7 separate regions of the Homo sapiens genome follow, and all the other regions are linked to region 4. The links are chromatin contacts, found by Hi-C or POLR2A ChIA-PET in ENCODE. All regions are on one chromosome and are shown on one strand. The core of a region is the stretch at or near the end of the contact, and the rest is flanking DNA. Distances in the headings are between cores, read along the strand shown.

Region 1 (3,812 bases), core at 296-2,795, 970 kb after region 4:
CCTAGTCTGTCAGCTGAATTTTTACCCAGAATAGCAACTAAGAAAGTACTTAAACCTACTCTTGTCTTAATCTTCACAGAATTTTACTTTTTCACACATGGCTGTCATATCTTTATTCTGCTTCTTTGTAATATTAAAAATATTTTGCAGGAGCACTTTACCCAACACCTGTTACTGCCTTAGGTCAACAACTGGACTTACCTTAGGTCAGTTCCTCCTAGGATACCTGGAGCCTGGCCATTTCTGGGCATGTCCCCTTGTGAGCTGTGTGCAAGGAGCCCCAGAGTCCTAGAATCCTATGGGTGTAGACTGGTTTCCTTAGACCCAGCCCCACAAAAGAGAACATGAAACTAGAGAAATAAGCAGGTAGATCCCAGACCATGCCTACTCTGCTCAATAAATAGCAAAATAAAATAATAATAATAATAATAATAATAATAATGATTTATTTGAACATTGTAGATTTACTACCTCTTCTTTGCCAGTGTTTCATGAAATTTCCAGAGTAGAATACATGGCTTAAATAATATATTTCCTCCTCATTTATCAGACTTCTTGCACTCAGCATTGTTAATTATATTGTGGAGGGTGAGAAGCATGAAGCGTGGCGATATATTATGATCCAAATACCACACTAAATAAACATCTGGAAATGGATCATTTATAACACAACTGTTATAGGTTAGTGAGTGTATTTTAGGGTAAGCCGGGGAATACATATATAGCTTACAAAAAAATACGCTTAAAATCATAAACAAATGACCTACTTGTAGTTTTGTCCTCGTTTTCAGTAATAAGCCCTTTTCATGTGAATCCACAGTTGTCACTTACAAAGAAATGCTCTAAAGCTGAACTCTTTTATAATAGCATTATAATTTTAGACTGACTCCTGAGCTCCAAACCACTTAGAAACTTTTTACCAGCTCTGAAATAGATAGCAGGGTAATACTCATTTAATTCCTTTGCACAGTAATCTGATGGCTGAATATGCTTCAGAGATTCTTTTAGGGCTAGCAGGGGAATGAAATCAATCATAGTGCATAAATTACAAGAAAAGTGCTGTTGGTGTCAATTACCTAAGCTCTATGAATGTAAGTCTTCTAATTTCCTGTTAAATCAGTAATGTTACCAATCTTACTCTATTATTTTAAATAGGACTGTAACTGCAGTTGCTAGGAGTTGAATGAGGGCAGACAAATGTGAATAGTTAATGAGTCTCAGCAACTAATAGCAAGTTGAAGGTGTCAATAACAGGGATATTATAACATGACTCTCAAAGCTCCACCCTGGTGTCTACAAAAGAAGGTTTAATTCTTTCTTTTTTTTTTTTTTTTAATTTGTGCCCCTATACCCTCCCTAAATCAATGTAGTACACAGCAAATGCCAGGTGAATGTAGGTGTTCCTATTGCCATAGTGAGTTCCTACCTTCCCCCAAAGATAATGGCCCTGAGTTGGTACAGGAAGTCTTGGCTGCACTTTCCCTAGTAATCTACCCACCCCCACTGCTAGCGGCTGCATTTCACTGACTCATAGTTTCCAAGTATGATCAGCATGCTAACAGGAAAGATACAGTCACTGGGCAAAGCAGCAGCCCTGGAGCGCTGGCCAAGGCCTATCCAATAACTGCCACCATTGATGGCAAAAAGGAAATAAGGAACACAACAACAATGACACAAAAACCTAGAGTACAGGAACGTTTTAAGAATCAAACCCCTGCTGTTTGTCGTTTCTTCAGCACACCCAGTGCTTCCCAGTACACAACAAACTGGATGGGGGAGTGGGGTTTTATTTACCATTTGGCTATCAGTTCACGTCCTATTCTCTAAAAATAATAAAATTGGTCGATGGCGTTTCACACTGAATAATATTACAGGAATCAAACTGGCTGGGAGCCAAAGTTACGCTGAGGTTTGGCTAGGCCTGGATTTGTGTCCGAGGGTATCAAATACTGTATGATCAGGTTAGGTTTTGCAGTGCGTTGCAGACTTCCTCCTGTTAGGAAACATTCTCACAAACGGCACACAGACTACCCTATTCAGCCAGTACTTAAACAGGAAACCATTCCACCCTTCTGCTTTCCTTGGTAAAGCCTTATCTTTGAGTCAAAGAAATGTAACTTTCTAAATCGCCTCCATTCTTTTTTAGTTTGCATTCTTTTGTTTGTCAGCATTTTGCAAATTTGCAGGTATCTACAGTTCCCTAACCCCATTCTCAAGTGCCCTATTATCCCCAATTTCACTCTCAGAATACTTCATGAAAAAGAAGAATCCTATGACAAAGGATAACTATTATTAAGTCAATTGTCAACCCATCAGATGAACCAAATAGCTAAATTCTAAATAGATTTAAATAACCGGTGAAGAGCTCAAGCAAAGTCAGGTCTTAAAGTTATATTTAGTCACTTGGTCAGTTCTCTAACTGCCTAATAGGCATTCTCAGAAGAGAAGTTTGCTTTAGCACTATGAGATTTAAATGTAAAACAGAATAAATAAATAGATACATGGAATAGAACAGAATAGAATGGGAAGAAAGCAGCCCACGTCAACTCTAATACAACTTGTCACTATGGGAACATTTGTTAGAACTGAAGAAGATTAAGGCCAAGGAAACTGGCAGATCTCCCAGTACAGATTTCCTAGGCTAAGAAAAGGCCACAGCGGCCGGGCGCGGTGGCTCATGCCTGTAATCCCAGCACTTTGGGAGGCCAAGGCAGGCGGATCACGAGGTCAGGAGATCGAGACCATCCTGGCTAACACGGTGAAACCCCATCTCTACTAAAAATACAAAAAATTAGCTGGGCGTGCTTGTGGCCGTCTGTAGTCCCAGCTACTTGGGAGGCTGAGGCAGGAGAATGGCGTGAACCCGGGAGGCGGAGTTTGCAGTGAGCCGAGATAGCACCACTGCAATCCAGCCAGGGCGACAGAGCAAGACTCTGTCTCAAAAAAAAAAAAAAAAAAAAGAAAGAAAAGAAAAGAAAGAAAGAAAAGAAAAGAGAAAAGAAAAGGCCACAGCGATCCTATATGTGGCCCCAGTCTGTCTTGAATCATGAGTAAGGACACTGTCGTAAATTAAGCTGAAATATTTAGAATTATGACACTCATTTGACTGTATGAGGATTAGAGGGAAACTTAGAGGAACAAACTCAATTTGCACATATGGAATCTGAATCACAGTGAGATCCAGGGGCTGTAGAAGTCGCAGAACTTATTAATAATGGACTAGAGTCAGGATCCCCTAGTCCGCAACCTCTGGAATGTTCCACTGCCAGTCTAGCCATATCTGGTTTACCTTACAGATTATAAGGTACTTAAATGCTGATTAGTTATCTATTTTCAACCTCTGTGACTGTAAATGAGATTAGAAAGTTTGTATGATGGGAAATTCAATGGCGCATCATGTGATACTGAGAGAAGAAATGTGCTTATGATAAAATCCTTTCCGACACAAATAACTCTGCAAAGGTATTGAAGAGCGCTGGGTCTGTACACATTGTGATGTTATTATTAGCCAAGACTCTAGCTATGTTTATATATCCAGTCAGGTGCAAGGGAAAAAAAAAACCCCTCTAAATTCCTCAAGAAAGATTTACGTAGTGCATAGTCTTTCACTCAGAAATTGAATTATTTCTTGTTTTAATACAAAACTGTCGATTTTTATGAAATCATTTCAGAAACATGCCTTATCAGGGAATGTTGTAAGATTTTCCAACATCAAAAAAAATGCTCTGGTAGAATCATCATGGGCATTTTGAGTGGAAAAAAAAAAACTTCACAAACTCAAAAGCACTGTACTTAACGATCAGGAATTATTG
Region 2 (3,288 bases), core at 220-2,719, 800 kb after region 4:
TTTCATTTTCTAATACAAAAATTAGCCGGGCGTGGTGGCGTGTCTGTAATCCCAGCCACTTGGGAAGCTGAGGCAGGAGAATCGCTTGAACCCAGGAGGTGGAGGTTGCAGTGAGCTGAAATGTCTCCACTGCACTTCAACCTAGGTGACAGTGAGTAAGACTCCTTCTCAAAAAAAAATTTTTTGGCTGGGCATGGTGGCTCACTCCTGTAATCCCAGCACTTCGGGAGGCCAAGTCGGGCAGATCACAAGGTCAGGAGATCAAGACCATCCTGGTCAACATGGTGAAACCCTGTCTCTACTAAAATACAAAAAATTAGCCAGGTGTGGTGGCGCGCACCTATAGTCCCAGCTACTCAGGAGGCAGGGGAATCACTTGAACCCGGGAGGCGGAGGTTGCAGGGAGTGGAGATCGTGCCACTGCAGTCCAGCCTGGAGACAGAGCAAGACTCTGTCTCGAAACAAAAAAAAAAACTTTTATTTTCTTACTGCTCATGTTGCCTTTAGGTAGTCACCTAATCAAAAAGTAAAAACGAAGCTATCACTTAGAAATTCATCTCCTCTCATTTTACATACAGTGGAATGACATGAACTCAGTCCACATTAACAGGCATTCTCAAATTCTACCATGGGAAAAAATACTGGTTGAGGAGTCAGAAAATATGGGCTATTTAATAGATTATCTCTCATCGATGGAACATGGGCCTTTACTTCTCTGTCCCTAAACTGAAATGACAGGGCTTAACCTGGTGGTGTCTAAAGTCTTCCAATTCTGAAAATGCCCTGGCCACAGAAGGTATCAATTTTCTAGTTGGGGGCGCTGTGTGTTTATTTGTTTGTGTGTTTATAACTCTCTGTATTTTCCCTGGCAAGAGAAAGGGTGTTCTACAACCATTTATTCATGATTAATGATGTGGCTTGTGAACTTGAACCAGAGACTGTTCACCAGAAGCTTTTAGTTTGAAAAATTCCTGACTGTGGCCAAAACCAATGCTATGAAACAAAAGAAATGAGACAGTGCCTGCCTGCAGCCCACTGACCTGCAGCCCCAGGCGGAGCTCAGGCCGAGACCCCGAGAAAAGGGAACAGCTGGGGCCTGCTGGGACAGCACACACGGCCTCTCACCAGCTCATGCTGCACCCGATCTGAGGCTACCCAGCAGCAGTTTGGCTGCCCCCCAACCAGATTATAAATTCCTCAAGGGCAAAGAACACATCCTTTATATTTTTCCTGTATCCATATGGTGCAGAAAAAAAAAATAAAAGATTTTTGGGCTGGCATCCCAGCCAGAAACTGAAGAATGTTATCCATCCCCCACCCCCACAAGCCTCCTCCTCCCTTAAAATCACAAGAGGAAGACATTCAGGAATAGCTTTTGAGAAATGCCTCCCTCCTTCCGGCCTAAGAAGATATGTAAGTAGTTCATGTTCTCCCACACTGGAAGGGGAGACTCAAGCCCGTTGATGCATTAAATGAGACATTCCTGAATCAGAAGGATCATAGGTCAGCTCAAGCATTCGGTTGTGTTTGCAGCTCATTTCAGTAAGGCTGATTAACAGAAGAGCCAGACCCTTGTTCTGGCACCAGCTGTGTGGCCGGAACCTCTGTGACTAGAGACACCCCAGCCGGAATCAACAGGCCCGACCTGGACACGTGCATCGCGGCAGCAAGGTTAGCCAGTGTCAGCTCAGCCAAAGAATTTCTGGTTGTGCTGACTGAGAGGGTACACTCAGAACTTTGGACATGAAAGGATTCACTGAGGGATGAAAACACGGTATAGCATACCTAAGTATCCTCAGATTTTAATTTTGTCCCCTCTATAGCACATTTCAATGAGTAACACACAGCTAGGTGAATTACTGGTCACTCACTAAGCAATTGTTAAATTATTCTAGCTTCCTTTAATGAGAACAGAAACAAAGTTGCCACATACACACTAGTTCTGCTTTGTGATTTATTGTTGCCCATTGCCATCGTCATCATCATTGTTATCATTACTAAAGTAATATACACTTAGTGTAAAAAGAAAAAAATGCCAACGGTGTACAAGGAGATAAAGTTAAAGTTTCTGTTTTCATATTCTCTTCTAATCTTTCCCCCATCTCAACTTGACCCTCTCTGAATTGTTTCCTAAAACTACTAGAAGATTTACAAAAACTTCTAAAAATGTGCCATATATCACATACATGTAAATATGCATAGAAAAATATTACAGACATAAATGCATATAAACACAAACATATTCATGCACATACCTATGTATATATACAGTTTTTTCCCACAAATTGATCAGAGTACACTGTCTGGGACATAATGTTTTCACTTAGTATATATCTGACATTCATAGGAAAGCAAATAAATCTATGTATTCTTTACAATGACTTCATAGTATTCTATTATAAAGCTAAGACATAATCTATTCTGTGGGGGGTTTTTTTGTTTTGGTTTTGGTTTTTTGGGTTTTTTTGCACCATCTTTTCTCTGGAGTCCATGTTTCTAATAGTTTATTCCTTCCGAATTTATTTAAGCTCAGTTTCCAATGCATGGAGCTGACTGTTCTAGTTGTTCCTGCCACCACTGTTGCTATTTACGGGTTATATTTTTGTATATTCCATCTGTCTTTGTCTCTTTGCCTGTACAGTTCATACATTGCTTTATACTGCTGAAAGAGCCCCTCCTTGCTATCCTCCGAGGGAAACTCACACCTCCTCTGATTGTCTCTCGCACTTTATACACTGCATCTACCTGTGCTGAGCTCCGGTTCCAGGCAAGCACATTGTCTCCCAGGCCTTGCTGACCCATAGTGCTCCCTTCCTGTGGCACTCCCAGTCTGGATTCTCCAGGCTGCATTTCACCTTTGACCATCCATCCTTAAAGGACAGATCTCAAGCCTTTGTCATTCTCTAGGGAACTATGCCCTGGCTGCATAGCTACAAGGTCACTGACCTCATGGGTTGCAATGTCCTACTTCAATTGAGCACATCTGCTGGGCCCCAAATGGTCTTACCCTGTCATATTTCTCTCAACATCCCTGCCTCCCAGTTTCTCTAAGTTGCCAAATAAGAAGGAGGAATTTCCAGACAAAGCATCACCAAGGAGATTCTCACGCCACCCACCCTCACCCTTCTTTGTGCAGAAATATAGGTCTCTTGTAAAAATGTTATTCTTGTTCCGCATCGTGGGGGCAAGGAACAATATAAATCATGCTAAGACAGGAAATGTAGCTCCTCGTCAGACTGTTGTTATCCCACCAGAAATGTCTCCTTAGGATCTTGAATTTTGCTAACA
Region 3 (3,575 bases), core at 965-3,464, 600 kb after region 4:
GGAAGCTCCATCTGTTTTGCAAAAGTAGTAACCATTCACTACGGCAAGAATAACCAAGAAAATTCATCAGTGACTATTGGCTGGGGGGCTACTTTTTGTGAAGCACCTTCCTAGAGGAGGGCATATCCCTATCATAGGATAGGGAGGATTTCAGTAGGTAAGGAGGAAAGAACTGAGAAACTGAGCATTCCTAGACAATGCAAACATTATGAACAACAGCCTAGGACCAGGAAAGTATATTCCAGAGATACGGAAAAGACAAATCTTATTGAACAAAAGCCAGAATGAAGGAGAGGAGGGAAATGGGAAGAGATGATTTTCAGCACTTGAAAGCTTAATCATCATCTATCCCATGGTGAACCCTTAATGCCAAAGAAAAGAAGGCACACGGAGATACTGAGAAAACGTATTCACTGGTTTACAAAGGAATTATTTGGTGCTGTAGAAAAAGACAACACCCAGTTTACCTTTTTAAAAAATCACTTCTCCCCTTCTCCCTCACACTGCCCATATTCCTATGATGATTTTTTCCTTTACAATCCTGTAAAAGAGGAGTCTGTGAGCTTCTTGGACTTGGGCTGCTGCCATCCTCCTCATGTCTCTTTATCTTCAAGAGTCTCCGTTGCATTCACAAAGGAATGAAGACAGAGTTAATTAGAGGAAAAGTTAATTAGAATCTAGATCTCCTAAAATGTCTCTCTACCTTCAGCGATTCTTCAAGTTACTAAAAGTGCTGCTGAGAGGAAAAGATTTGCATTGAGGCAGAACTTTGTGGCTGTAAAAGTAATTCCAAGATGACTACAGAGAGAAGGATGTGACTTGTAAGTACAGGAACACTTGGTATTTTCATTTACAATAATTTGCCTTTGGAGGTAGCTCTAGATATTAGGGACAGAAGGGCCAGGGAGCTGTGTCAGAAATGACTATTCACTTCCCTCAGGGAAAGAGACCCAACCACCTTAGATAAAAAGGGAAGAGGAGAAGAGGAAGTTAGACAAAACTGGGTTAAGGAGCAAGGCTGGAGAAATCTTCCTTCTCCACACAGGGACTAATTTTAGTAGTCAACTGTGCCAGTAATTTAACCCATGGCTCTTTCAATCCAAGGTTCTATTTGGAGAAGTTTTTTCTAGAAGCAAATTGACATTTGGAGCACAAAGGCAAGTGGATTAAGGCGAAATGATATGCAAAGCCAGGGTTTGGTTTTTTTGGGGTGGTGGTGGTGTTGTTGTTGTTGAGGTTTTTTTTGTTCTAAATACACATAGGGAAATATATTCACATGTACATTCTTCAGAAGGGCTCTTCCTTTTGCACAATAAATTGCTACCGTTTGCTTTAAAAAATATAAGATTCAACCCCAGGTACTCATTTTGTCACATCCTGGTGCCAAAATTCATATCAGGGATAAGTAGATAGAAAAAGAATTACTGCATCACAAATACATACATGGAGGAAGGGGAATTCTATTCACATGGATATTTCATGAAATAAAATGAAAGCAACTTCTGGAACCCAAGAGACCTTGGGTCATATCTTCATTTCAACCTCATAGTTGGAGGCCTCTGCACTGCAGTTTCCTCATCTCTAAATTGAGAGGAATATTATCTGCTTCTTACAGTTGTTATAAGGACACAAGGAGGCTATATGCTAAAATTTAGCCAACTGCTTTGCACATAGTATTTATTCTATGAAAAAGAATTATGTTGGCAGGAACTTAGAAGGCCATAGGAAAGATCTTCACAAAACGAGTTTCCTGTTGGGGTGTGAGGGGTGGAGGTAATAGTGGTTGCCATAAAAACCAGTTTCCATATCACCAGATTTACTTGCCTCTCTCTCCCTGAAGTGAATGTTTCATCTGGCACTCAACAAAATGAATTGCTGGGCCCCTGGTCGAGTGCAAATCCAGCATCTATTATTGGCATCTTTCTTAATGTCTTTAACACCATCAAAAAAGTGGAGCAACCAGCCAATTGGAGACTGTTCAACACTAAATAAACATTTGGAATAGGGCCATGCCTTTTGCAAAATTACAATCTGCTTAAAATAGCCTCAGAGGTCAGTTTTAAATATGCTCCATTGGATATCCACTTTTGTTTACTTCTATCCAAAGGCAGTTTGGGGGCAAGCAACTTAGACAGCTGCTTGGGGCATCAAGCACTAAGTGCAGACACTGCTGTTCCTTGGACAAGACGTGCTGCGCCCTGCTTCTATTTTAAAAGTCCTCCAGCTACAGTTGCCAGAGAAGGCAAGGGCCGTTGAGCAAGTGTACAGGCCTTACAAATGATATTTCAGGAAGGAAGTGGATAATACGGGCAGGAAGAGAGATTGGCTTACATTTCTGATCTGGAACGCTATTTGGTCTTTAACTGTTACTACCCCAAACAAAATTATTTCTTGGTTTTCTGACAGATAGATAGATGGATAGGTAGGTAGATACATAGATAGATAGATACATAGATAGATAGATAGATAGATAGATAGATAGATAGATAGATAGCAAAAACCCCTTAAAAGCGTATTAAAAAGTTACATGTCTCAAAAAAACACTTTAAGCAATTAGTTTTAAATGTAAGATATCCCTCATATTTTCATATTTAGTAAAATAATAATAATGCTATCAGATATGCTCTTTTGGCTGAAAAAAATTAATTGCCAAGAAGAGAACTTCCAGACATTGACGAGGATGGTAAATTTATTATTGAAACACCGTTAGAAATATTTAACACCAAGTGTTCTGAATAAACTAGTTTTCATATTCTCCACTAATTCATCTCAAAAATGAGGACAAAGAGACCTGGATCTAGCAAGTAAGAATGTTCTTAAACATCCAGAATATTATATTTGAAAAAAGAAAAAATTATTCTGAGAAAATCTGCCTTGTCTACTCAAGCAAGCCTGAACTGATTCCACTTCACTGAATGTTTATATAATATATAATTACTCCACTCCATTCAGGAGCTAAGTATACACAGCTTGTGTTTGGTCCCAATTGTTTTAGGTATGTTTGTTTCCTCGACTAGATAGTAAGCATTCTGAGAAAAGTGGCTGTATATTATATTTATTCCATACTTTTTGGTTACCTGTTTAGTGCTTGGTACATAGAAAGCCTTCAGTAAATAATTGCTGAATGAAAAAAATATATTGCTACAGTTTGCAGTGTCTCTAATAATAAATATCTCTTCAACTAGTATTATAGTCAACATGTAGGCATATCAGAATCATCTAGGAGAGCATTTAAAACATTCCTATGCCCCATGCTAGAAGTTGGTTTTAAAACAAAGACAATAGAGTTATGCCTTTGTCATGAAGGAGCTTAAAAATCTAGGGTAGAAGGCAGGCATCATAGATAAAGAAATACGATTCAAAATTACTTCAGATAGACAAGTTACATCTCCATTGATCATACTGCAGTTTCTTTAGTTACCTATAATTTCTGAAGATATACTATGGTAATCTTAATTGGACCCGCATATTCCCTAAGCCTTCTTCAATAACTTATTTACTAACAGTCCTCTAAGATAGAGTTATTTTTGCAGATGTCTAAATTCATCTGTTGTATGCTGATGCTAACTAGTTTT
Region 4 (3,278 bases), core at 215-2,714:
CAGTATTTATGACAAGCATTCTAAACTCCAGTCACTCACACACTATTTGTTTGTAGAACCTCCCTAGCACTTTCTTCACTGTCTGCCCCCTGCTCCACTATCCTTTTCTGCCTGGGTAGCACATACACATTTCTGCAAAGCCTCCCCTGACTTCAGCCCTCTAAAGCTCCAAGTATAAATTTGATGTCCTATTCAGTGTTTTACCACATTGTATGGCAGGCAAGCATTGGTTAACTAGGCCAGTGCCCCTACTGCACTGTGAACCTGGAGGGCCAGACTGTGTGTTTTATTTCCAAACCCCTAAATCCAAGCATAGATAAGACCCAAAGCTAGATACTTATTATTCCTAACCTCGATATTTTTTCTGAGTCCATATAAATGACACATCCAGATAGGCAATTGCATTACTGTGTAAATGATCCCTTCATCATTGATAAGACAGAGACCCAGTTCAAATGTACTTTCTAATTGCTTGATTTGGGCAAACCACTCATTTTCTCTGTGTTTCTGTTGATTCTTCTAAATGAAAATAATAGCACTTACTTTGGCTTAAAGGTGGATATATTTATCTAAACAATAGATTACATGCAAATGCAAGATGTTTTCATTATCATCTGCTAATGTTTTTTCTTTTTTTTTCTTTTTCTTCTAAGAAAAAAGAATGGGAGAGGGAGTTGTGTCGTGAAAGACACACACAGGTTCTTTTAGAGCTGGAAGAGAAATTGAAGTTAAATCTGCCAATCTCTAAAGTTTACAGATGGGAAAAGTGAGATCCAGCACAACACAGGCTTGCTGGAGTCATGTGGACCATGGGTAGCAAAGCCAGAAGTGCTTTCTGGCCAGTTCCCAGCCAACTGTGATAGCTGGTTGCTTCTCCTAGCAAGATTAGCAATGAATCCTAGGCAAATAAATGTTTAAAAAGTACCATTGATTCTATACCTGCCAACCAATTTCCAGGGCTGGCAATCTGGCCTCTAGGGGAAGGGACAGTCCTGTGGGGGAATATTACAACTGGGAAGCTTCCTGACATGGAGGCACCATTAACATTCAGATTGTTTTCACAGAGGGTAGGCTGTGTTTGGTCTGCCAAGGGGAGAAGGAGGAAGCAACAAAATTCTGATTTCTCCTATTTCCTACTATTCTTTGTGTCATGTTTACAGTGCAGGGGGTGGATAGGACAGACTGGCATCTCTCCTGATGCCACCTCCCTCCATGGAGCCCCCCGCCAAGGCTCACTAGCAGTCCTGTGAGATGAAGATTTTATGCTGGTATCCTGGCCGGCTTCCATCTGGCCAAAGGTATTTTATCTAAATATTTCCAAGGCGCCTATCTCTGCAGTATTGAAGTGCTCAATTAGATATGGCCTAAGTCTCTGAAGCATATCAGTGTGCACTGCTGAACAGCTGCTGCATTCCAACAGAGGGTGAAGTCATCTCTATATATAGAGCATGGCAAGCTGTTTGGAACTGAGGCAGATTTAAGCAGGCAAATGCACACCTGAGTTATAAGTCAGTCACCTGCCCAGAGTGACAGAAGGGTCTGGAAAAATCTCTACTTCCTTAAGTGGTGACTAGCAAGAAGACCACAGGGTTACTTTTTCAGCTATATTTTTTTTTCTGTAGTTTACAGACTCTCTTTTTTTTTTCTATCAACTCCACAATAGAGAAAATCATGATCTACAAAACTGGCTTTATTTTCTGCCATGATTTTCTCTTAACAATCTGTGATTTGTTTATTGATAAGAAGTTTGACATATATTAGCTGGTATCCAGGGGAGTATTGTCATCCTTTAAATAGCACTGTAGGAATTAAGGCATTGTGTACTTCTTCATTTAATATCTATCTTCCCTATTGGATTGTAAGCTGCTAGCTCTTGGCACAACAGAGTGAAATAAATATATAAGTTATGACCATTTATAATCTTCTTGGAGTGTGATTCTCTGGTTCCAACTAAAAGACTATAATTATTGCTCCTTCCAAAGTAATCTGGAAATCTACTAAATCCTTGGGCTAGTTCTGAGAGATATATTGCTATTAATATGGTGACTGATACGTGTCATTGGAAGGGTCCTGGAAGGTCATCTAGATCTCTACCTCATTTGAATAAACATAAGTTGCTTTGGTTTGGGGACAGGGAGACAGGGACAGGACAAATAGCTAATTGTGCAAAAATGCTTGGAAATGACTCAACCACTTAATACCTGTGTTAATCTGGGAAAATCGCAGAAGCACAATGGGCTTAAGTTCTGTCATCTAAAAATAAAATAAAATAAATAAATGGAAAAGAAAAACCTCATCCGAATTCCAATTCCCACCCAGGGCTACAGGGAGGATCTCCTTCAGAAATGTGTCTGAAAATGCTATGCAAATTATATCGCACTCAGACATGAGAAGCATATTCTTATTTTTATTACTGTGTCTTATCTGTCAGAAAAGGTCAGATGGTCACATGAGCATTCCAATTCTGGTCAGCTAGAGGCAACAGCTCCATTTCAGCCATTTCTTCTTGAGCAACTGTAATGGAGCAGCTGTAATGGTGTATCAAGCAAACAGGCAGGTGAGAGAGAGATTCCTGGGAAAGTTCAGTTTCTGGCTTCTGGTATTGCAAATCACCTGAGCAGAGAATCACTGAGACTTCCTCTCATCCCTCTTCACTCTGTCCCTTAGCAGGTAGCGACTGTATCTCATTTCATGATGTCAGAAGCCACCAAAGGTCAAAAAGCACCTAAATGAGGAACACCAGACTAGAACATTCCATTTATGACCAATGCCTTGCTTATCCCACAGCTCTGTTATCAGTTATTGAAGCTACAGCATCTCTGTGGGGATGGGGAGATAAATTACTTCCTGGGGTTATACTCTGTCTTGGCTGTCAGGACTCAGATTCCTATATGATGAATTTATAAACTGAACTTTGACTTCTGTGAAGCAGGCAAGATGCAAATCCTTGCTAGTGCTGATCTGTGGGACATGCCTAGTTTTTCATTGATTGGTTATTAAATCGAGCCAGGATGATGTAAGCACATGCTACAAGAAATGTGAATCAAGGAGCCCAAAGCAAAGAAGACCTCTTGGGATGAACAACTTCCTTAAATCGGTTATAAAATTCTGCCATGGGTCATGAAACTCTATTCTGTGTAGAGAATAACCCAAATAGGTGAATGCATTGCTAGGGCTAATACTTCTTTTTTAAGTTCCCTGAAGGCATAGATGACAGCATGTAAGTCTTCGTTGTCCCTTAATTTTTCTCGTTCCCACCTCTGTCAGTATTCAGCTTG
Region 5 (3,507 bases), core at 663-3,162, 710 kb after region 4:
CTACCTCCTTTGTTATCTTTGTCCATTTTGTGTTGGTATAACAGAATACCACAGACTGGGTAATTTATAAAGAAAAGAAATTAGGCCCGGCGCGGAGCCTCACTCCTGTAATCCCAGCACTTTGGAAGGCCAAGGCGGGTGGATCGCCTGAGGTCAGGGGTTTGAGATCAGCCTGGCGAACATGGTGAAACCCTGTCTTTACTAAAAATACAAAAATTAGCTGGGCATGGTTGCGGGCGCCTGTAATCCCAGCTATTTGGGAGGCTGAGGCAGGAGAATTGTTTGAACCCAGGAGGTGGAGGTTGCAGTGAGCTGAGATCGGGCCACTGCACTCCAGCTTGGGCGACAGAGGAAGGATCCATCTCAAAAAAAAAAAGAAAAGAAAAGAAAAGAAATGTATTTCTCATAGAGTGCATGTGACAGAGAGGGAGAAAGAGCAAGACAGTGATGCAGCAGAACTTGCTTTTACGACAAACCCACTCTCGCAATAACTAATCCACTCCTGCAATAACAATATTAAGCCATTCATGAGGATAGAGCCCTCCTGACCTAATTACCTCCTGTGAGGCCCCACCTTCCAAGACTGTTGCATTGAGATTACATTTCCAACACATGAACTTTTGGGGGACACGTTCAAACCGTAGCATTTGTCTAGCAACTTCCTAATGTTCACAACTCAGATCCTGCCTCCTAGATTTCCCTCTGCACTCCCATGCTATTTTTTGAAACCTATAATTCCATCGCTAAAACCAAGTCAAAGACAACCATACCTTTGTTTCCTCATCTGCAGGAGGTGATAACCGATAGTATTCATAGAGGCAAAATAAATTAATGCCATGTAAGAACAGCATGTAAACCATAGTATCATAAAAGTATTCACTATCATTATTCAAGTAATTTTCACATAGTAGGTCACCAATATCGGATCATTGAATAAAACATATACCTTGTTCAATAGATATATCAGAATTTATACATCCAAAGGTTTGTTAGCCTCTTTCATAAAATGAGCTACAATCTCACTTCATAAGTTAAAAATAAACATTCATTGAATCTAAGCTACAGCTTTATGCATTGAAAACATTACCAACTTATTTACATAGCACATTAAAATTTTACAAAGCACATTTACAGGGAGAGAATTAATTTAATTTTCTTCCACACTATGTGATACAGCTCTAGTGCCAATCATAAATGACAAACCCTTAATACATTTGCCCATCTGGGCTCCTCTTTCCAAAGTACCTAAGTATCTAGTGAGGTGCAGTGGCTCATGCCTATAAATCCCAACATTTTGGGAGACCGAGGCAGAAGGATCATTTGAGCCCAGTAGTTCAAGACCAGCCTGGGCAACATAGGGAGACTCCCATCTCTACAAAAAATTAAAAAATTAGCCAGGCATGGTAGCACATGCTTGTGCTTCCAGCTACTCGGGAAGCTGAGGTAGGAGGATTGCTTGAGCCCAAGAGGCCAGGAGGTTGAGGCTGCAATGAGCCATGATCATGCCACTGCACTCAGTTTAGGAAACAGAGAGAGACCTTGTCTAAAAAAAAAAAAAAAACAAAAACAAAAACAAAAAAAACAGTTCTAAGTTGTAGTTGAAATCTGCAGTAACTGTTTAATCAATGAGCTTCTAATGGTCTTTTTATTATGATTATCAAATGTCTATGCAAACATTTCTTCCTCTGAACTTCACCCTCCTGAAAAGGGGCAACTGTGAATGACTATTCCCTTTCTATACCAGTTCCAATAGCACAGTGGAGAGGGGAGGGAAAAATAAACACACACATTTCTAACTTTCCAGCCTACTGACTGGTCTGCCCTTTCCCCTGGCCAACATCCTCAAAAATATGATAATGAAGTGGTTTGTGTGATTGTGAAAGAGTGTGTGCGTTTCCCTGGGCTGGAGCCAAGGGAGAGAAAGAAGGTATCCAAACACAGCTGCAGTTACCTCTCCCCGCTCAGTCATTTCAGGGAAATGGACTCAGCATATCTGGAAGGAGGTCAACTGGGGGACAAAATAAAAGGCTCTCTTGGTTGGTTGGTTCTGCACAGATCCTGAAAGCAGGCTTCAGGCCTATACTATAACAATCCCTCTGACTTTGGCAATAAAATGAAGGAGAAACATCACAGAAAATACCAAAGGAAGAACCAGTCAAATCCCATTATCACAAACTCCCAGAAATTTGTTTAATTATTTTAATATTTTCAATATAGCTGACTGGAGTGAACATTAGTTAACATGAGTAAGTGATAAATTGGATCTAAATTGTCATTTGTATCTATAGAGATGTTGCTATAAAGAAGTATGTCCAAGTTAGATTTTCACCTAGGCAGGTTGGGAAAAAAAAGATGAAAAAATATGTGCATTCTAACTATTTTCTACAAACTATATACATAGTAGATTATTCCATTGTTGACACTTCTGAATCATATGGCCATGGAAATTAAGGGGATCCCTTAATTGAACCCCTCAATTGAAAGAGGAGCAAACTAAAGCACAGAGTACATTGTCCATATAAACAACCACTTAGGGCTGCCATCTTCAATGGGAAGGTCTCTCTCAAGTTATAGACTGAAATCTAAGTCTGGCCCAGCATTCACTGGGCACCTTATTTTCTACCTACATTTTCATAAGATGTATCACAAACTTCAGCAATTATTTGTTGTGTACTATCTGCTATATATTTATGCAAGTTAACATTGAAATAATAAAATGAGAAGCCATTAGACAGGAACCCTGGGTTCCTACCTAAGGAAACTAAAACCTAGCTCAGCCTCATTTCATGCAAGAGGCTAATTTAAAAGAAATGAAACTTAAGCTCAACCAATCACATAGCCAACTGGGCATTGATTATTGTCTTGAACTTCCCACCAAGATAGTCCAAATAGGGCAATTTTCCAAACTTCAACCAATCAAATAATTTCTTTGCTCTGCTTTCTCATTCACCCTGTAAAAGCTTTTCCATCAACCACCTCTGCTGAAGCCCTGAACCACTTCCAGTCTAGAGCTGTCCAATTCATGAATTGCTGTCTGCCCAAATAAACTCTTTAAAGGTTTAATCTGCTAAAGTTTCTCTTTTAACATTAATCTTCTATTTAACATTACTATAAACTCCTTGAAGGCTACCACTATGGCAAAATGATTCTGAATCCTCCTGCTCCTGACACCTCCTGGGAACAGTGCTGAAAATCCAACATTGACTAAACCCCTTTCATTGGCAAATAGGCCCAGAGGGGCCAAGATGAGGGAGACAGACTCAAAAAAGCTCTTGTCCTCCTAAAGTTTAAAATGGAACAGGCAGAGCAACCTAAACAGCTCTAATACAATTTGCCATGGTAAAAGTATAGACAGTTCTGTGTGAATGCAGGTAACAGGGAGACTAATTCACCTGAGAGTATCTGACAAAAGATACTCAAAATATGATCCAAGAGCCAGCTCTCATTATTACTCCATATGAAATAAGTTCAGAAATTGAGAGTATTTATTTAGAAACTCTTACAGCA
Region 6 (3,491 bases), core at 59-2,558, 540 kb after region 4:
TCAAATCAGACAGAAACTCACAGTGCTTCATATTGTTGCATAGGGTAAGAGGAAGATGAAAAATAATTCACCCAAACTATTAAGACTTTAGGCTCAACTGGGAAACATGAAAACAGCTATCTCAACAAGATCTGGTTTTATCTGAAAATGAATATATATATATATACGTAATCATCAGATGTAATAAACCCTGAAAAAACCTTTGAGTTTCTCATCGGCTCAGGAGTGGTCAGTCTGACTCCTAGAAAAAGAAGTGAAGCTGTTCCTATGGCTATAGCAAGAAGTGTAAATCAGGTATGAGTATGATTTAACTACATAATTTAAGCGGAGGCCTACCACCAAAATGCGGACTATTAATTATGTTAGAAACGAGCAGGTTCAGCTTGGCTTGCTATTCCAGAGGGTTAAAGGAAAGGCAAGTTTTAGCATTAGTATCATTAAAGCCATAAAGAAAAGGGGTAAGGGTAAGTAGATACTATCCAGGTGATGGACTTTCAGGATGGACTTATAACTACAGAGCTGTGATAGGACCTAGGAGCACCAGACACTGAGTTAGAGAGGGCGAGCCACACCTCTACTCAGGCGAGAATCAGAATAATGCTGATGACCATCCACTGGGCACCTTCCAAAGCCAGGCCTGGTCCTAGACTTTTAATGCACATTACCTCCTTTCAAAACCCTCACAACGGCCCTGGAAGGAATTATCCCATTTTGCAGCTGAGAAAACAGGTTCAAAGTGGTTAAGCAAGTAAGTAGCAGAGCTGACGAATTTCGGCTTAAGACTGGGCCTCTTCCTCGGCACACCTCTCTGATGAGGTGAGGTTAGGGTTGTTCTATTGCAGAAAAATAACACAGCAGCTGAAAAGTTCAGGGATGAAGCGGGGCAGTCAGCAGAAAGAGAAAGGACACAAGAAACCTGCCCCTCCTCCCTGCTGCCTCATCTCCTTGGTCACAAACAAGCTCTCTTTCTCCTCCTCCCTCTCCCCCAGTCATGAGGGAGATCAGAACAGAGGGGAGAAGTAAAGGAGGTCTGTCAAGACCCTGCCCTGGCCCCCACTAAGAGCCACTATTCAAGTCTGGCCAGATGAACTGTGACTTGCTCCAGGGTCACAGATTTCCAGGGGGCCTCCTTGGCATTCATCCCTAAAAACCTTGCAATTGGGCCTCTCAGGCTTCCAGGGACATGTGGAATGGATTATGTTTCTAATCATAACACTGTCCAAGCTGTCTTCAAATAAGGAACTTGTGAGAGAAACAACCCAAATTAGGAAACCAACGTAGGCACGGCAGGAGTGGCCTTCAACCTCTCCCACACGCTGCCAACATTCTTCTCCTCTTGCCTGATACTGTCATTTAAGCATCCTGCTAACTGACAGAATTTTTCACAAGGCAATCTCTGTTTTTGGAGAACTTGTACCAGGTTTATTTATAATTGTCCTATTTCCAAGCATCAAATTTGTTATTTTCGCTGCTGCTTTTATTATTGGGAAACACTCTCCCCTCACCCAAAGACTCTGGTCCTCTTGAATTTTATTTTCTAGAAAAATCACCAGGCTCCTGAGTCTCAGAATCTCTTACTGAATAATTAGCAGAGTCACCATCAGCTCTGCGGGATTCATAGTGGGTATTTATGCATGCTCACTCTTCACTATCGCCTCTGACTGCAGCTCCAAATCTTTGAATTTGGGATATGAATGATCTGAATGATCCTCCTCCCAGCGGTATCTCATGCACATTCCGTCGTCAACTAGAGACCTGCCTCAGATCCTGCTAGGTGCCTCAAACCCCAAGCTTTACCCTAGTTCCTAATTTATCTCCCACAGCTAAGGTATCTCTTTAACAAAATAAAGACATTTGAGTCAACAATAATAAACAGCCTGGGCTGGGCACAGTGGCGCATGCCTGTAATCCCAGCACTTTGAGAGGCTGGGGTGAATTGCTTGAGCTCAGGAGTTCCAGACCAGCCCAGGCAACATGGCAAACCCTGTCTCAACAAAAAATGCAAAGATTAGCCAGGCGTAGTGGTGAGCATCTGTAGTCCCAGCTACTTCAGAGGTTGAGGTGAGAGGATCACTGGAGCCTGGGAGGTCAAGGCTGCAGTGAGCCGAAATCGTTCCACTGCACTCCAGCCTAGGCAACAGACAAAATTAGAACCATAATTATGATAAACACCTGCCCCCATAGGGCAGGTACTATCATTTTAATTTTCCAGTTAAGGAAACTGAGGCACAGAGCAATTAGCTTGTTAAAGATCCCACAGCTAGTAAAATAGTCAGATTTTGAACTATAATAATCATCACTGGTACACAGATTCTCTCTCTCTCTCTCTCTCTCTCTCTCATTCTTTCACTCCCTTTTTAAAAAGCCTTTTGCTTGTAAATAATTTCAAACTTACAAAAATTGGCAAGAATAAGAATAGTACAAAGAACACTGACATACTATTTACTCAGATTTATCTGTTAATATTTACCCTATTTGCTTTATCATTTGCACTCTCCATCTCATCTCTATCTACATAAATAAAATTTTATATTATACAACACATATTACATAATCTAATAAATAGATATTAAAATACATAAGATATTATATATGATATGTTTTTTCTAAGCCATATGGAAGTTGAATACATCAAGCCCCTTTACCCTTAAATAATTCAATGTGTATTTCCTGAGAGAGATTCTCTTACATAATCACAGCAGAATTATCTAATTCAGGAAACTTAACATTAACATAAAATTTTAATCCAATCTATTTAATCTAGACTATGTCCATAGTCTAATTTTTCCAATTGGCCTAAAAATGTCTTTTATATCATAATTTTTTTCCTCCAGTACAGGATTCAGTGCAGAATCAGGTATTGCACTGGTCATCTTTCTTTAGTCTCCTTTAATCTGGGACATTTCTGCAGCCTTCTTTCTTTCTTTTTTTTTTTCTTTTTTTAATGTCATTGACATTTTAAAAAATACAGGGGAGGTTGAGGTGGGCAGATCAAGAGGTCAGGAGATCGAGACCATCCTGACTAACACAGTGAAACCCCGTCTCTACTAAAAAAAAAATACAAAAAACTAGCCAGGTGTGGTGGTGGGCGCCTGTAGTCCCAGCTACTCAGGAGGCTGAGGCAGGAGAATGGCGTGAACCCGGGAGGCGGAGCTTGCAGTGAGCCGAGATCGAGCCACTGCACTCCAGCCTGGGCAACAAAGCAAGTCTCCGTCTCAAAAAAAAAAAAAAAAAAAAAAAGAATACTGTTCCTTCCTCCTTTTTCTAACAGAAAATATCTAATTTTCAGTTTTTTGAAGTTTCCTTATACTTACATTTATGCTATACATCCAGCCAGAATACCCCACAAGTAATATTGTGTTCTTCTCGTAGTATTATATCCTGGAAGTACAAAATATTTATTTGTGCAGGGCACGATAGCTCACGCCTGCAGTCCCAGCACTTTGGGAAGCCAAGGTGAGTGGATCACCTGAGGTCAGGAGTTAGAGGAC
Region 7 (3,803 bases), core at 136-2,635, 720 kb after region 4:
AAAATTAAGCTAGGCGCTAAGTTTCGTGAGGGTATGGACCATTTCTCGCCACCCACCCCAATGCCTAACACAGTCCTGGCATGTGGATGGCATCAATAACATTTGAACTAAAATGTAATCGAATTGAATAGAAGTTTAATGATATCGCCAAGCTTAATTAGGCTGCAGCACTGTAAAAAAAAAAAAAAACTGGATCCTAAATAGACTAGTAGGTTCAGAAAACCCTGTCTGGTGGGTATCCGTCTGCACAGCATAAACAGACTGCTGCATTGACTGGAGAGAAAATAGGGAGGTAGGAATTTGCCTATGCAAAGCCAAGAAGCTGGCACTTTCCACCATTGGGTATGCAACCTGGTGAAATTTGGCAGTCAGTCTTAGCCAAAGGGGAAAGAAGCCACTCTGTCTTTAAGGACAGGCTTTCTGGAGAGACCTGCTTTCAAAAATCTCAAGGCCGTGACAAGTCACCACAAATCCGTCCTTTGCTAAACTGACTCTAAAGTGAAGCAACTGACTCCCTTCTGTGTTCCAAAAGCTTTTACATATTCAAGAGTCTTTTTCATACAGTAGCTCCAGAAAGACCTTTTTGAGTTTTTTTTTTCTTTTTTTCCATTTTAAACATCTTTTGTCTGGCAAATAAAGTCATCCTTCATCATTTTAATGTGTAAAACATTTCCAGCCAAAATGTGATTGAACTGTGCCAGATCAAAGGTTATAATGCAATTTGTCCAAGTCAGTAGGAAAATAGAATGTTAAGCATGAGAAACATTCTGAGACAGCAGGGGTGAAATGTAGTCCCCTCTCCACTGTGAACAGGGTAAGAGAAGATGAAAACCCAGGAAAAACAATTCAGCAAAAAAACAAGAACATTCAAAAGCCCAGAAGAGAATTCTGAAGTGCGGAGAAGACCTGGAGAATGTCATATTAACGATGAGTGGCAACTGAAAAAAAAGAAGAAAACCTTTCAGGAAGTAGAGGATACACGAAGTCAACAGGAAATGAACTGTGGGTTATTTAAGGTTATCTGAGAGCTAAATGTGCCCTAAGTGTGACCCAGTAAAGGAGGAAAGGTCTCTATAGAGATGCTAAGAGGTTGTCTGCTGGATGCATTACAGTGGGTATTAGACTTCTGGTTGTTTTTTTTTTAATCAATATGTGATCCAAGAATCACATCAAAGAAGGCCTCTCCTCCAAGCCCCATAAGCCAAACATAGGCTGCCTACGTTTGAAAGACCTGTACATACACAGATCCCATCCCTCAACTGCCTCCGTGTGTTTTTAATGGACTCTTCACAAGCCTAAACTGGCTATGTTCCAGCCATGAAGCATGAGGCTGGAGAACAGCTTTTTTGTCTTCACCAGCCAAGCATTCACTTCCTGTGAAGCCAGATAGATAATGAGAGGGAAACAAAACCGCGTTGCAGGGTCATCAGTTCAGCCTTGCCGCTTCTAAACAGAAATATATGTAGTGAATCAAAAAAGGCTTGTCTGAATGTGCCTTGGTCGAAGCACTGAGAGTCTACCTAGAGCATTCAGCAATGTCTGGAGCATTTCTGGAAGCCATCCACAGGAAACTGAAGCCACCGCATTGATTTCATAAGGATTCATTCTCCCCAGGCTGCTGGGTTTAAAATGGGCTGAGTGAGCCAGAGTACAAATTCAAATTTGCTTAGGCAATACCGAATCCTGCTAGATTGTAACCCTCTGCTGCCAAACTTCTGGAAAACTGCTTAAATTATGGCCATAATGTCTCTTGTCAGAAAACAAATGGATAAAGTCTTCTCCCACTTCCTGGGAAGAAACCAGTAAGCTGGGATAGCTTGGAGCACACTGGAACATTGCAAACCACAAATGTCTAAATTACCCAGCCAGGTGAGTCCATCCAGTTCTGGTCTGAAATGTGCCCTGAAGCAATACAGACATGCAGAACAGAGTTGCCCTGGCATAGTCAGCAGCGTGGAAAGCTGTGTGATTAAAGCCAAGGGATGTGCATGGGAGTTGTATGAGTGAGCAGAAGGAGGTATAGCTTTTGATACAATCTTCCTCCTTTGGGATGGAACACTTACACCTCTGGTTTTCATTTGCAAAGAGAAAAAAAAAGCAAAAGAATAAACAACAGAAAATATGACTTTGGATGCTTCTTTCAACATCTGAGTAAACCTTTAAGGAGATTCCAGGCAATAGAACTTGGCACTGTGCTTCACAAGTTGGTGTAAAATAACTGGTGCCAAATGCTAAAAGGGAATATCCTTATGACTCTGCATGAAAACTCTGGCAAAGCCCACTCCCTTGCAAAAGGGTCTTCCATGATGCTTTTGCCACAGAAATCCAGTATAATTCCACAGCACTGGGGTCTGGCACCTTTTCCTGGCATGACTCCTTGCTGTACGTATATGTGTATATCCAAGCATCTATGCTTAATGAGCATGCACTCAAATTCTATCTGGCTCGCCTAGTTAACAAGGTTTGGGCAGTCAGGAATATGTTGGGGCAATCACAGCATGGTTTTAAGATAAAAGGAAGGTGTTCTCTTCCTGGAAAGACTCCAGCAGTCCACAACCTAGACAAAGCCACGTCTGAGTCAGAGCCTGTGACCTGTGAATGTGACCAGTTCCCCAGAGTTTCTGGAAGACTTCACTGTAGTCTCCTTCAGCAAGTGAATTGCTCCCAGTCCCACCTCAAGCAAGTTGACACTGAACAGCAAATCTGCCCTATATTCAGCTGAAAATTCATGTTGGTTTGAAAGCCAAGAGGAGGGGATAAAACCTCTTGATGAAGCTAATAGGAGGGGTTTACATAAAGATGCAAATACAGTTGAGAATAATCTCCAAATTGGAGGTGGGGTTATGATTGGTCCTCATCTCTAGAGATATAGACAAAATCATTGCTACTTTAATTATTCATCGACATAACACAGGGATCAGTCACTACGGTTTAATAAGAGAAATTGTATTCTAGCGCCACTGACCTCAAGGAGCTTACAACAGTCATCATAAGCAATACTTGTAGAGGTGTTTGACATTTCACAAAATGCTTGTTGCATGTATCAGTGCAGAGATATGTAAGAGAAACATAAACTAAATGAGAATAAAAGAGTCATTATAAACTGGTGTATAATAATACATCAAATGACTAGTACTAAGAGTCATCACTGGGATATCAGAGGAGAAAATGGCTGCTTCAACCAACCAAAGGATGATTGGGAATGGAAAGTTTATGAGATGGGAGATTTGAAAGAGGAAAAACATTCTTACCAGAGAAGATAAACATCTTTTTTTTCTGTCAGATAACAAACTATATTTTGAACCTTTCTATGTTGTAGGCACTGTGCCAGGTGCTGGATTTATAACCACAAAAACAGAGGGGCAGAATGTCTGCATTTCCAGTGGGCAAGACAGACAATGTGTAAGTAAACAAGTAAATAAACAAGAGAATCAGATAATGCAATAAGTGCCGTGAAGGAAATAAATAGTGATGTGACAGGTCTTTTTTTTTTTTTTTTTAGTTCTCTATTGTGCACGTAGCAAGTGCTCAGTTAGTTCAATCTTATTAAACATGTGGTAGCACAAAACTGCATAATATTTCAAAATAAAAGCTCCAATGACAATTTCACCAACTCCTCTGCAGTTGGAAATCCACCAAGTGTAAATTAACTTTGGCCTGCTGGTTACCCTCAAAACAGCAATTGCATGCCTCCTTCACTCAGTGTTCTGGGCCAAACATACAATCAAAGTAGAACAAAATAATGAGGGCAGAAGAGTCAAATGATGTATGAAAATGAATAAAATATTGTTATAATATTCAGA

The links. Hi-C counts contacts between places; a loop is a spot of excess contacts on that map. ChIA-PET counts read pairs that join two places held with the same protein, here RNA polymerase II (POLR2A). Pooled maps may share reads with other maps.
Region 1: a loop to region 4 is called in a map of heart left ventricle, with 2.7 times the contacts of the local background. The contact joins two enhancer-like sites. A Hi-C loop is called at or near these places in 4 of 168 maps with a recorded cell type or tissue (aorta, cardiac septum, heart left ventricle and 1 more) and 4 of 50 pooled maps.
Region 2: a pooled map shows a loop between it and region 4 (2.0-fold over the local background). The contact joins two enhancer-like sites. A Hi-C loop is called at or near these places in 4 of 168 maps with a recorded cell type or tissue (Caco-2, Calu3, PC-3 and 1 more) and 6 of 50 pooled maps.
Region 3: a map of heart left ventricle shows a loop between it and region 4 (2.8-fold over the local background). The contact joins two enhancer-like sites. A Hi-C loop is called at or near these places in 3 of 168 maps with a recorded cell type or tissue (Right ventricle myocardium inferior, heart left ventricle and heart right ventricle) and 4 of 50 pooled maps.
Region 5: a loop to region 4 is called in a map of endothelial cell of umbilical vein, with 2.4 times the contacts of the local background. The contact joins two enhancer-like sites. A Hi-C loop is called at or near these places in 4 of 168 maps with a recorded cell type or tissue (IMR-90, PC-3, PC-9 and 1 more) and 4 of 50 pooled maps.
Region 6: a loop to region 4 is called in a map of heart right ventricle, with 2.7 times the contacts of the local background. The contact joins two enhancer-like sites. A Hi-C loop is called at or near these places in 12 of 168 maps with a recorded cell type or tissue (A673, IMR-90, PC-3 and 7 more) and 10 of 50 pooled maps.
Region 7: a loop to region 4 is called in a map of MCF 10A, with 2.7 times the contacts of the local background. The contact joins two enhancer-like sites. A Hi-C loop is called at or near these places in 3 of 168 maps with a recorded cell type or tissue (MCF 10A, PC-9 and cardiac septum) and 5 of 50 pooled maps. POLR2A ChIA-PET finds 5 or more read pairs at or near these places in 1 of 52 experiments (BJ).

The regions. Positions count from the first base shown.
Region 1 is chr3:177,343,529-177,347,340 of GRCh38, reverse strand. No RefSeq gene overlaps it. Among named protein-coding and RNA genes, the nearest start is that of LINC00501, 51 kb to the right of the region's middle. RefSeq lists enhancers at 1,253-1,770, 2,291-2,810. Within about 2 kb of position 1,545, at least 34 of the 41 ENCODE cell types and tissues checked have a DNase peak (open chromatin) inside an H3K27ac peak, as active enhancers do.
Region 2 is chr3:177,514,617-177,517,904 of GRCh38, reverse strand. All of the region lies in intron 1 of LINC00578 (long intergenic non-protein coding RNA 578), which reads right to left. Among named protein-coding and RNA genes, the nearest start is that of LINC00578, 74 kb to the right of the region's middle. RefSeq lists an enhancer at 596-1,360. Within about 2 kb of position 1,469, at least 15 of the 41 ENCODE cell types and tissues checked have a DNase peak (open chromatin) inside an H3K27ac peak, as active enhancers do; they include thyroid gland, where a contact is called at or near this core.
Region 3 is chr3:177,722,775-177,726,349 of GRCh38, reverse strand. All of the region lies in intron 3 of LINC00578 (long intergenic non-protein coding RNA 578), which reads right to left. Among named protein-coding and RNA genes, the nearest start is that of LINC02015, 92 kb to the left of the region's middle. Within about 2 kb of position 2,214, at least 21 of the 41 ENCODE cell types and tissues checked have a DNase peak (open chromatin) inside an H3K27ac peak, as active enhancers do; they include heart right ventricle, where a contact is called at or near this core.
Region 4 is chr3:178,318,702-178,321,979 of GRCh38, reverse strand. All of the region lies in intron 2 of LOC105374235 (a long non-coding RNA gene), which reads left to right. Among named protein-coding and RNA genes, the nearest start is that of LINC01014, 99 kb to the left of the region's middle. RefSeq lists a silencer at 1,813-2,013. Within about 2 kb of position 1,464, at least 6 of the 41 ENCODE cell types and tissues checked have a DNase peak (open chromatin) inside an H3K27ac peak, as active enhancers do; they include heart right ventricle and thyroid gland, where a contact is called at or near this core.
Region 5 is chr3:177,613,601-177,617,107 of GRCh38, reverse strand. The region is part of intron 2 of LINC00578 (long intergenic non-protein coding RNA 578); the gene reads right to left. Among named protein-coding and RNA genes, the nearest start is that of LINC00578, 170 kb to the right of the region's middle. Within about 2 kb of position 1,912, at least 9 of the 41 ENCODE cell types and tissues checked have a DNase peak (open chromatin) inside an H3K27ac peak, as active enhancers do.
Region 6 is chr3:177,779,553-177,783,043 of GRCh38, reverse strand. No RefSeq gene overlaps it. Among named protein-coding and RNA genes, the nearest start is that of LINC02015, 36 kb to the left of the region's middle. Within about 2 kb of position 1,308, at least 14 of the 41 ENCODE cell types and tissues checked have a DNase peak (open chromatin) inside an H3K27ac peak, as active enhancers do; they include heart right ventricle, where a contact is called at or near this core.
Region 7 is chr3:177,595,218-177,599,020 of GRCh38, reverse strand. The region is part of intron 2 of LINC00578 (long intergenic non-protein coding RNA 578); the gene reads right to left. Among named protein-coding and RNA genes, the nearest start is that of LINC00578, 160 kb to the right of the region's middle. Within about 2 kb of position 1,385, at least 28 of the 41 ENCODE cell types and tissues checked have a DNase peak (open chromatin) inside an H3K27ac peak, as active enhancers do.